Linked DNA regions of Homo sapiens: region 1 is linked to region 2. The links are chromatin loops, found by intact Hi-C in ENCODE. Cell type or tissue: OCI-LY7. All regions are shown on one strand. Links, peaks and the distances in the headings refer to the core of each region. The heading gives the core; the rest is flanking DNA.

Region 1 (5,392 bases), core at 63-5,062, 340 kb before region 2:
ATCAACAGAGGAAATAGATTACCTGAAATCTCTACTCTGTCTCTCCACAAGAGCAGGCATTAGAGACCCATCCCAGCAAAAAAAATGCAGATCCATACTATTGGTTTAAAGACAAGAAGCCTAATGGGATCATAGGTCTGGAATAAAGAGCTGACCAACCTTCCTCTCTGCCCCTATGGTCCCCACAGTGGTGCATGTCACCTAAGGCAGGGTGCAAGGTAATCTGTTGAAATACAGGGGAAGCTGAACTTCTATTTTTCATTTTTTCCTTTAAAATTTCTATTTTTGTACATCATTTACAAAATGTATGGCATGTCAGTACATTAATAATTAAATATATATCATGCTCTAAATTTTTTACTGATGGTGTGGACAAATGTTGGAAGATCATAGTACTCATAGATAAAGTTCACACTCCCTTCATACAGCTTACAAGAAGTCCTTACATTATTAGGCTAAATGCCTATCTCTCCAGCTCATAACTCACCATGCTTTGTTTGCATGCTCAGGCAATTCCAGACTGTCTGCAGTTTCTGCCACACATCAAGAAGTGAGGAAAGCAGGCCGGTTGCGGTGGCTCATGCCTGTAATCCCAGCACTTTGGGAGGCCGAGGCGGGCAGATCACCTGAGGTCAGGAGTTTGAGACCAGTCTGGCCAACATGGCAAAACCCCGTCTCTAATAAAAATACAAAAAAATTTGCCGGGTGTGGTGGTGCATGCCTGTAATTCCCAGCTACTTGGAGAGGCTGAGGCATAAGAATCACTTGAACCTGGGAGGCAGAGGTTGCAGTGAGCCGAGACTGCGCCACTGCACTTCAGCCTGGGCGACAGAGGGAGACTCCGTCTCAAAAAAACCAAAAGACCAAAAGAATAAAAAAAGAAGTGAGGAAAGCAGAAAATAGGACAGAGGAAAAGTTAAGCAAAGATGAAGTTTCTGCTGTAGTTCAGCCTTAGCCTGCTCCCACCGAGTTTGAATGGCATACCAAAGTTGGCATCACCTTAGGATGAGGGGGCCAGGTTTTGCAGGCCTGTATGTCAGCCCTCACCTGTGAATGCCTTTGGAGGAAGTCAGAGTCTTCCGGAAACTTCCAGGTGAATAGCAATTCTTCAGAGAAGGCTGCAGTTGTGAGCCATTAGTGGCTATCATTCACAGCAGCTGGCGAACTTGGTGTACCTATCTGGTAAGGGTTTGGGGTGGAAGAAGCACCAACAGCATTACTGCATTTTGCCAGACTGATTTCTACAAATGTGTAATGAGCTTTACAGGAATGGTAATCATGCAAGAAAACTGTTGTTTTATTCTTCATCAACATGCTAATTGTAAGTCTGGCAACTTTTTTAGTCTTGTGTGTTTTCCCCTTTAAATACAGTTTTATTTTTGGTTATCCAGCCCTTCTAAAACCTAACTTATTTTCTAAATACCTTAGTTTCTGAATCTTTCTTTGCACCTAGATAATTTCTGTTAATCTGTGAGACTTACCTTAGATGCCGGTTTCTCTGGGAAGCCTCCTTCAATCATCTACAGCTGGGATACTTTCCTGCCACTCAGCTCTCATAAAATCTGATGTAGTCTGATTTTCATGACACTATAGCAATGTTGTAGAATTATCTAGCTATATGAATTATCTAGCTACGTGTCTGAGTCAGTCAGGATTGGTCAGGAAAACAGAAGGCACTCCGTGTTTTGGGGGCAGAAAGGGTTTGTTATTAGGAATTAGGGGCTTGCTTGACTATTGGAAAGGCTGGGGAGTAGTGAAGACCAGGCAAGCCAGCGGGAAGGAAGCGGACACTGGAGATCTTATCCTGAGGCAACAGGGCAGCGGGTTCTCAGGAACTTAACAGCAAGCTGCTGCAAGTCTTAGGAATCTCTAAGAGGTCCCCCAGCGTCTCACGGTGCAGCAGCAACACAGATGGGTTCTCAAGAGCTCACCAGGGAGCCACTCTGAGCCTCTCATTTTCTTCAGTCAGGATGCAGTTGCCTCTAGAGAATAAAACTTCTCTATTTCTTCTGTCTTCCACATCTTGAGTGACTTCTATGGGAAACTCCGTGTCCTAGGTAAATGGATTGTGGGAGAAGACCTTAAAAGGGATGATGGTGATGCGCAGTTGACAATAGATGATTCAGCATAGTATCTCATGATAAATGTCAAGAGACAAAATTGCAACAAGTTTAGTTAAATGATCAAATTGGCTTTTATTTGTGATTCATGAGTCAGGTAGCATCTCATCTAAGAAACAGAGTGGTGCTCTGTTGGGCGTGATGGAAGAGTCAGTTTTTAAAAGCTTGAGCAGGAACAAGGAAACAGCATAATACAAAAAGCAGATTGGTTAACAGCAGGTTACCTTCCTTGTAAGGGTTAAAGCAGAGGGGACTTTCTGATCATATTGGCTAAAACTGGCCTGTTTGGGGTTTGGCTATTATTTCTTTTTCTCTTTTAATTTCTCAGAAGGTCAGATTAACAACTTAGTTTCAATTTGGTGATATGGAACTTTAGCATGGGTTACTCCATTTTGGTTTGATCTGTTGGGGCCTAGTGCAGGGAGCTTAGTTCAAACCAATGGCCTTCTAGAAATTTTACTTAACAGAGTGTATGAGCTTTTCACCAGCTGGAGAATGTATCTTTCTCATGTTTATGTTCCCAAAGTCTAGTGCAGTTCCTGGAAAATAAAGGTGTTCAATAAATGTTCATTAAATAACAGAATAAGTGATGAGGAGAGGACAATAGCTCCCCAAAGTCAGATAATTTTGGTTATGTTATAAACGATGTTATCAGAGATCAGTAGTTCATCTCCAGAAGAGCCTCGTGTTTAGTAATTTACGGTAGAGATAACGGCAATTCAGGTTGATATTTTTTCTATGCTGACCAAAACTGTCACATTTCTGAAAGCTAAAATCCTAGGTAGAAGGAAACCTTTGCAATTCAGGGCACTGAAGCTGTTGAGGCATGTTAGGCCAATCTCTGCAATATTATTACCTCTTTTCAACTTTTTCTTAAATTTCTTCCAGCGCTCAGGAACCATGTGTATATTAAGTGAGCTGCCACGAGGTGGCACTCTTGCTTATTTGTTGTAGTAGGCCACTGCCTTCTACACAAGGGATGTGATGGAGCCAGAAATGTTAGTCTTAAAGCGACTAAACTGCCCCTCAAATTAAAACATTGTCGTTAGTTGAAGTAAGATACACACATTGCTTCAAATAAGAATTAAAGCAAACGCGAAAATGAAAGAGAAAATCAGAGCCTAATGTCGTTGTCTATAATGCTTTCACCATCTGAGTCACTTGTCAATTGGCACTAGAATCTTGTTCTCCAAGGTGTCCCCAGGGGCTCTTCTTCCCAGTTACTCTGTCCCTGCTTCGTGTGTAAGGTGGGATGATTCAGAAGTTTATTGTCTTATCTTACTTCTGAAGTCTATGGGGGACTCAATTTTCTTCTTTTTTGTTTGTTTTTGAGACAGTACCTCCCTCTGTCATCCAGGCTGGAGTGCAGTGGTGTGATCACGGCTCACTGCAGCCTCGACCTCCATCCAGGGCTCCAGCGATTCTCCCACCTCAGCCTCCTGAGTAGCTGGGACCACAGACATGCACCACCGTGCCTGGCTAATTATCTTATTTTTTTTTTTTTTTTTATAGAGACAGGGTTCCCCTATGTTCCCCAGGCTTGTCTTGAACCCCTGGGCTCAAGCTATCCTCCTGCTTTGGCCTCCCAAAATGCTGGGATTACAGGCATGAGCCACCACAGGTGGCCTGGAATCACTTCTCTATGGGAGAAAAACCCCAGCAGGTGAGTAGGCTTTTAAATTAGCTCAAATTATGGCTAAGAAAGTGTTGGTCATGACCAATAGAGGCACACTTGCTGTAGCATGACTGAAATCCTTCCCGTTAAGATCCACAAATTTCCTTCCAACCAAATTAAAGCTTTCCATAGGACTTACACTTTTTTTTGAAATCACAGAAGTAATCCATGCTCATTGTATAAAACCCCCGAAATAAATATAAACAAAGAGAAGAAAGAAAAACATAATTAATCTCAGCCTCAATAACCAATAGCATTTTAGGGAATGTCCTTTATTACCAATTTATTTATACATGTGATTGACTTGGTATACTCTTAGTACATACTCTGTTCCAGGCACCATGCCAGGTTTTGAGTTTGCAAAGAAGAACAAGATTTTCTCTACAAGACAAATATAGCCCCCTCTCTCTGATTATATAAACACATGCATATATAAGTTTTATAAAAAGGTCATATTTTACAAACAGTGGGCCCTCTGTGTCTGCCATTCTGCATTCATGAGTTCAACCAACCACAGATCAAAAATGTTTGGAAAAAATTTTTACAGTACAATAGAAAGTAATACAAATAAAAACCAATGTAGTATAACAACTACTTACATAGCGATTGCAATGTATTAGGTATTATGAGTAATTTAGAGAAGATCTGATGTATCTGAGAGATTGCGTGTAGGTTAGATGCAAATACTATGCTAGTTTATATCCGGGACTTGAGCAACCTTGAATTTTGATATCCACTGGGATCCTGGGACCAATCTCCATGGGTGTGGAGCCTTGCGTTTCCCCATTAATGATATACTAAGATCATTTTTCCATGTCCCTAAATACTTTTCAAAGGCATTATTTTAATTTCATAATATTTTATTTTCTAGATATACCATAGTTTATTCATTAAATTTTCCTATTCTTGAAAATATACGTGTATCTACTCTTTTACTACAAAAAATAATGATTCATGACTATGAACATATAGTCAGAATGAATAAGATCTAGTATTTAATAGCACAACAGGGTGACTACAGTCAAAAATAACCTATTGTACATTTCAAATTAACTAAGAGTATAACTGGATTGTTTATAACAGAAAGAAAGGATTCATGCTTGAGATGATGGACACTTCCATTTATCCTGATTTAGTTATGCATCATATGCCTGTATCAAAATATCTTATATACTCCATAAATACATACACCTACTATATACCCACAAAATAAGAAAAAGAGATTCAGTGAACAATATTGTAGCCAATTTTTTGCCTGCAACCACAATTACATTCCTAGTCTAAATTGCCAAAGTTGGGGTTGATGGATTAAATGACTTTTAAAATTTTAAGGCTTTGCTAGCTATGTCTAAATTTCCTTCATAAGGGCAACATCAATTTTGTCCCTATTCTTGTACTTCTGTGAATCCTCACCAATACTGAGTGTTTTCATTTAAATATATTTTCACTGTAGGTAAAACATATAAATATATTTATATTTAATTGTTGTTTAAATGTATATTGTTTATACCTGATTACTAATGAGGTCGAATATGGTTTTTTATGTTATTAGCCATTTGTCTTATTGTTTGCTTGCTAATTCCTCAGTTCAGTTTTT
Region 2 (5,392 bases), core at 100-5,099:
GAGTAGCTATTACTTGAATATTTTTACACTTACAATATATGAACTTCACATATGAAACTTAAGAGTGCACTCTCTATTACAGAAGTGGGTGGAAATTAGGTGACTCTAGAAAGGTAGGCGAACGAATGTATGGCTTGATGCAGATATGAATGTGGATATAGCCCTTTACAAAGTGCTGTTATATAATTTCACATTCCATTTTTATACAACTTATGAAATCTTAATTTTCCTATTTTACAGGTGAAGTTCAAGGGAGTTAAATAAAATCTTTGAGATAACCCAGCTAGTAAGTGAGAGAGATGGACCATCTCTGTCTCAAATCCCTGTGTCCTTTCTCCTTCATCCCATTGCCTTCACCTGGTCAGTTCCTGAAATCCACCAGGACATAGACCTGGTGCCCACTTTGCCTTATGACCTGCCTCATTTCTCAGAGACCAGGGATTGGCCATGGCATCTACAATAAGGAAGAAAAACAAATGGGTCCCTTAATCGCTGCAGTTGCACACTGACCAAAGGATATTTGGCAAATATTTCTTGACTGATTTCACATAGAAAATTTCACTAGTGTCACTGCAGGCCAGTGTGTGTGGATCAATGCTACAAACTTAGATTCAATTAAGATAATTTATCTAGAGCCTCAATGGAACTATAAAGCCTAGAAACTTCTATGAGTGTAATCTGAAAAAGCTCTTACTTTGAACATTTTGAATAGACTTTGATGTTCATTCATTTTTCATGCACATATACATAATCCCAGTTTTATGTAAAAAGATGAATCTTTTAAAAGAGGCATATCGAATTGAGTTTTAAAGCATCAAACCTGGACTCTCAAATTTTAGGATAAAAATCTTTCAAAGTGAAGACTGCATTGACTATTCTGGCTTTCAAATGTATATATACACACACATATATTTATATATACATACAAATGCATATGTATATACACATAGAAATTCTTTTTATTGCTAAAGAGATTCTCTTATTGCTGTTTGCTTCATATTTAAAAATTATCTTCACTCCATACAAAATTATGTTCTTTGTTATATATGGTTTATCTCAAAGAGATTTAGAGAATAAGCAATGAGAAGAACTGGGAGTAATTATAGAAAATGTGCTTAGGCATGTGGATAAATTAAAGTATTCCGTCACAGGCTGGGCACAGTGGCTCACGCCTGTGATCCCAGCAATTTGGGAGTCTGAGGCGGGTGGATCACTTGAGGTCAGGAGTTTGAGACCAGCCTGGCCAACATGGTGAAACCCCACCTCTGCTAAAAAGACAAAAATTAGCCGGCCGTGGTGGTGCATTTCTGTAATCCTAGCCACTTGGGAGGCTGAGGCAGGAGAATCCCTTGAACTTGGGAGGCAGAGGTTGCAGTGAGCAGAGATAGCGCCACTGCACTCCAGCCTGGGTGACAGAGTGAGTTTAGACTCCATCCATCTAAAAAAAAAAAAAAAGATAAAAATAAAGTATTCAGTCACAGGGTCACTTGTGAAGGAAAGAAATGAAAAGATACAAGTAAAAAGATATTTCATTATTGAGTTTTAAAGAGAAGTCAGGAGGAAGGAATACAAGAGTTGTCAGAGAGACTGTAGAAGTTTAGACAAGAATTAAGGTGCATTTTGCAGAGATGCTAGGTACATCAGATTGTAAATAACACATCAGGCAGATTAGGCCAAGAGTAGAGAGTAGGTGGGGTGGGGAAGCCATCATCAAATTGTATTCATGGTGTGGTATGGCAATGATATTTAAAGCCAGATGAGATCACCTGGAAGTTCATATACATGGAGAACAGTAGATATTCCATATCAGAAACTAGGGTATTTCGGAGCACTGAAGGAGATGGATGCAGCAAACAAGAAGTTAGAAGGGGAGGAGAGCAAGCAAAGAAGAGAAACATATGAGGGTGGAAATCACTCATATCAAACGCTGCTGGGAGGGCAAGTAAGATGATAACCAGGAATGAGCCATAGAGTTGGCGACATGGAGGTGGTGGTGACCCAGTGCAAGAGAAGGTAGAGATGGGAAGGGAAGTCCGGAAGTGAAGACAGGAAGTCAAATATTTCTAGCTATTTTGCTATAAAGGAGAAAAAAAAGAACAAAATCATGTGGGGCCAGAGGTGGTTTCTTTTTCAAGATAGAAGCTTTTTTACCGCATTTATTTAGTGGATGGTGAGGACCTATTAGAGAAGAATAATGTAGAGTCCTAGAAAGAGCTAACAACTTCTAAGAGGATTCTAGCAGAAAACTTGACCAGCACTCCCCCTGATGGCCAGCAGATGAACAAATCCCAGCTTCTTACCCCAATCCACCACCCTCCCCAATCTGGTTTTCCCTGCTCACAAATATATAATTATCCAGACAAGTATGTAGGTACTAGGAATAATATGACTGAAATTCAGTGATGTACAGACTACACATCAGGGAAAGGACATATCAGGGAAAAACAAAAGAATCAAATGGGATAACTTCTGTAACATATAGTTCTCAAAGATTCCCAGACCAGCAGCATCAACAACACCTATGAACTTGTTAGAAATGCAAATTCTCAGGCCCCAACTCAAACCTACTGGATGAGAAGCCTGGAGGTGGGGCTCAGCAATCTATTTAACAAGCTCTTCCAATGATTCTGATGCACTTTCAAGTTTGCTACTGATTTCAAATAAGTATTTGAGGGAAACTTTAAGTTTTATGCAAACTTTGTGGAGCCAGAGTTTCATTCAATTTCACATTGTCCATCTGTTATTGAGCCATTTTTCTGGTGTTTCAATGATTTCTTTAAATTTTTTTAAGTGTTTAATTATTTTCGATATATCATATTTACACATATTTATGGTGTACATGAGATATTTTGATACAAGCATATAATGCATAATGATCAAATCAGGGTAATTGAAGTATCTGTCACCTCAACACTTATTTCTTTGTGTTAGGAACATTCCAATTTCACTCTTTTAGTTATTTTGAAATACATAAGAAATTATTAACTATAGTCACCTTACTGTGCTACAGAACACTAAATCTTACTCCTTTTAAAATCTAACTGTATTTTTGTACCCATTAACCATCTACTCTTTACCCCAACCTCCCGGCTCCCCTTCTCATGGTACCCCTCTGGTACCATCATTCTGCTCTCCATCTCCATGAGTTCAATTGTTTTTTAGCTCTTACATATTAGTGAGAGCATGCAATATTTATCTTTCCGTGTCTAGCTTATTTCACTTAACACAGTGTCTTTTAGTTATATCCATGTTGTTGCAAATAACAGGATTTCATTCTTTTTATGGATGATTAATGTATGTATGTACCACATTTTCTTTATCAATTCACTGATGGACATTGTATTAGTCCATTTCATACTGCTATTAAAAATACTACCTGAGACTGGGTAATTTAAAAAGGAAAGAGGTTTAATTGACTCACAGTTCTGCAGGCTTAACAGGAAGCATGGCTAGGAGGCCTCAGGAAACTTACAATCATGGTGGAAAGCAAAGGGGAATCAAGTATGTCTTAATGGCAGAAGGTGAGAGAGAGCAGGGGAAACTGCCTCTTATAACACTATGGGATCTCATGAGAACTCACTTTCATGAGAACAGCATGGTGAAAACCGCCCCCATGATCCAATCACCTCCCACCAGGTCTTTCCCTCAACACATGTGGATTACAATTTGGATTACAATTGTTGATGAGATTTGGGTGGGGACACATCTAAACCATATCAGACATTTAGGTTGATTCCTTATTTAGGCTACTGTGAATAGTGCTGCAATATACATGATAGTGAAGACATCTCTTTGATATACTGATTTCCTTTCTTTTAGATATATACCCAGTAGTGAGATTGCTAGCCCATATGGTAGTTCTATTTTTAGTTTTTTGGACTGTTCTCCCTAGCAATTGTACTAATTTACATTCACACCAATAGTGTACAAGGTCTCCCCTTTCTCTACATCCTCGCCAGTATTTGTTATTGTCTGTCTTTTGCATAAAAGCCATTTTAACTGGGGTGAGATGCTATCTCATTGTAGTTTTAATTTGCATTTCTCTGATTAGTGATGATGAGCATTTTTTCATATACCTGTTGGCCATTTGTATGTCTTCTTTTGAGAAATGTCTATTCAGATCTTTTGCCCATTTTAAAAACAGATTATTTTTTTCCTAAGTTATTTGTACTTTTTATATATTCTTGTTATTAATCTCATGCCAGATGGGTAGCTTGCAAATGTTTTCTTGCATTCTATAGATTGCCTCTTCACTTTGTTGTTTCCTTTGCTGTGCATATTTTTTTTTTAGCTTCATCTAATCTCATTTGTCCATTTTTGCATTGGTTGACTATGCTTTTGAGATCTTATTCAAGAAATCTTTGCCAAGACCAATATCCTACAGTGTTTTTCCAATGCTCCTCTAGTAGTTTCACAGTTTCAGGTCATAGGTTTAAGTCTTTAATCCATTTTTATTTTGTTTTTGTAAATGGCCAGAGATAGGGTCTAGTTTCTTTCTTTGGCATATAGAGATCCAGTTTTCCCAGCACTATTTATAGAAGAGAGTGTCTTTTCCACAATGTATGTTTTTTGGTACTTTTGTCAAGGATGAGTTCACTGTAAATGTACAGATTTATTTCTGATGTACAGATTTATTTCTCAATACAAATGTAAAGATTTATTTCTCAATATAAATTTTTTATTAAGCAGTTTTAAGCCTACTTTCCTCAAGTATTTTATACCATACTCAGTATAAGGACAAAAATAGTTTGTGTTTTTGTAGTAAATTTCTTTCTATAAGATAATTGTCACTTTTTGTCCTTTTAGTTTCCATGATTCTAGGTCTGAGGCAGAGAAAATAGGTGAGCTTGGAAAAATTTGTGCCAGGAAGCAAGAAAGTAACCAAAGTCTAACATGATATTATGAAAAGGACACAGCAGTTGGCTTGAAGGGGCCAGCTCTGGCCAAACTAGAGACAAGCATCAGAGTAATGACAACAATTAAATCACATTCAGGGGGAAAAAACTATTACATATGTGTGTGTAAATATACATATATACATGCATATGTGTGTATATGTATGTATACACATGTGTGTATATCCATATAGCCATATGGCATTATAGCCATATGGATATACACACATATACATACAGCTATATATATATATGTATGGCATTTATAGCCATATGGATATACACACACATATACATACAGATATATATATAGCTATATGTGTATATGTGCATATATACATATATATATGTCCGTAGCAATATTGAAGGCCGAGGAAAGAATACTCTTCTTAACAGAATATCAGCTAATAAATAGAAGAAAAGTTAGAGTAGAATATTACAATTTTGTGTCCAATTATATCAATAAATATAGCAAGGATCATTAATGACTTCTAAAA

What was found. A loop is a pair of places that touch in the nucleus more often than their neighbours do. Peaks named below come from ENCODE experiments on the same cell type or tissue, not always from the same donor. Only the 100,000 strongest peaks of a DNase experiment are listed, where the experiment ranks them.
Region 1: a loop joins it to region 2, with 2.7 times the contacts of the local background. A loop is called at or near these places in 43 of 110 quality-filtered maps.

The regions. Positions count from the first base shown.
Region 1 is chr7:97,833,401-97,838,792 of GRCh38, reverse strand. No RefSeq gene overlaps it. Among named protein-coding and RNA genes, the nearest start is that of ASNS, 36 kb to the left of the region's middle. In OCI-LY7, for the core only: CTCF peaks have their summits at 2,842 and 3,041 (motif pointing right); a DNase peak (open chromatin) is centred at 3,072.
Region 2 is chr7:97,496,286-97,501,677 of GRCh38, reverse strand. All of the region lies in intron 2 of LOC105375416 (a long non-coding RNA gene), which reads left to right. Among named protein-coding and RNA genes, the nearest start is that of TAC1, 230 kb to the left of the region's middle. In OCI-LY7, for the core only: a CTCF peak has its summit at 2,259; a DNase peak (open chromatin) is centred at 2,257.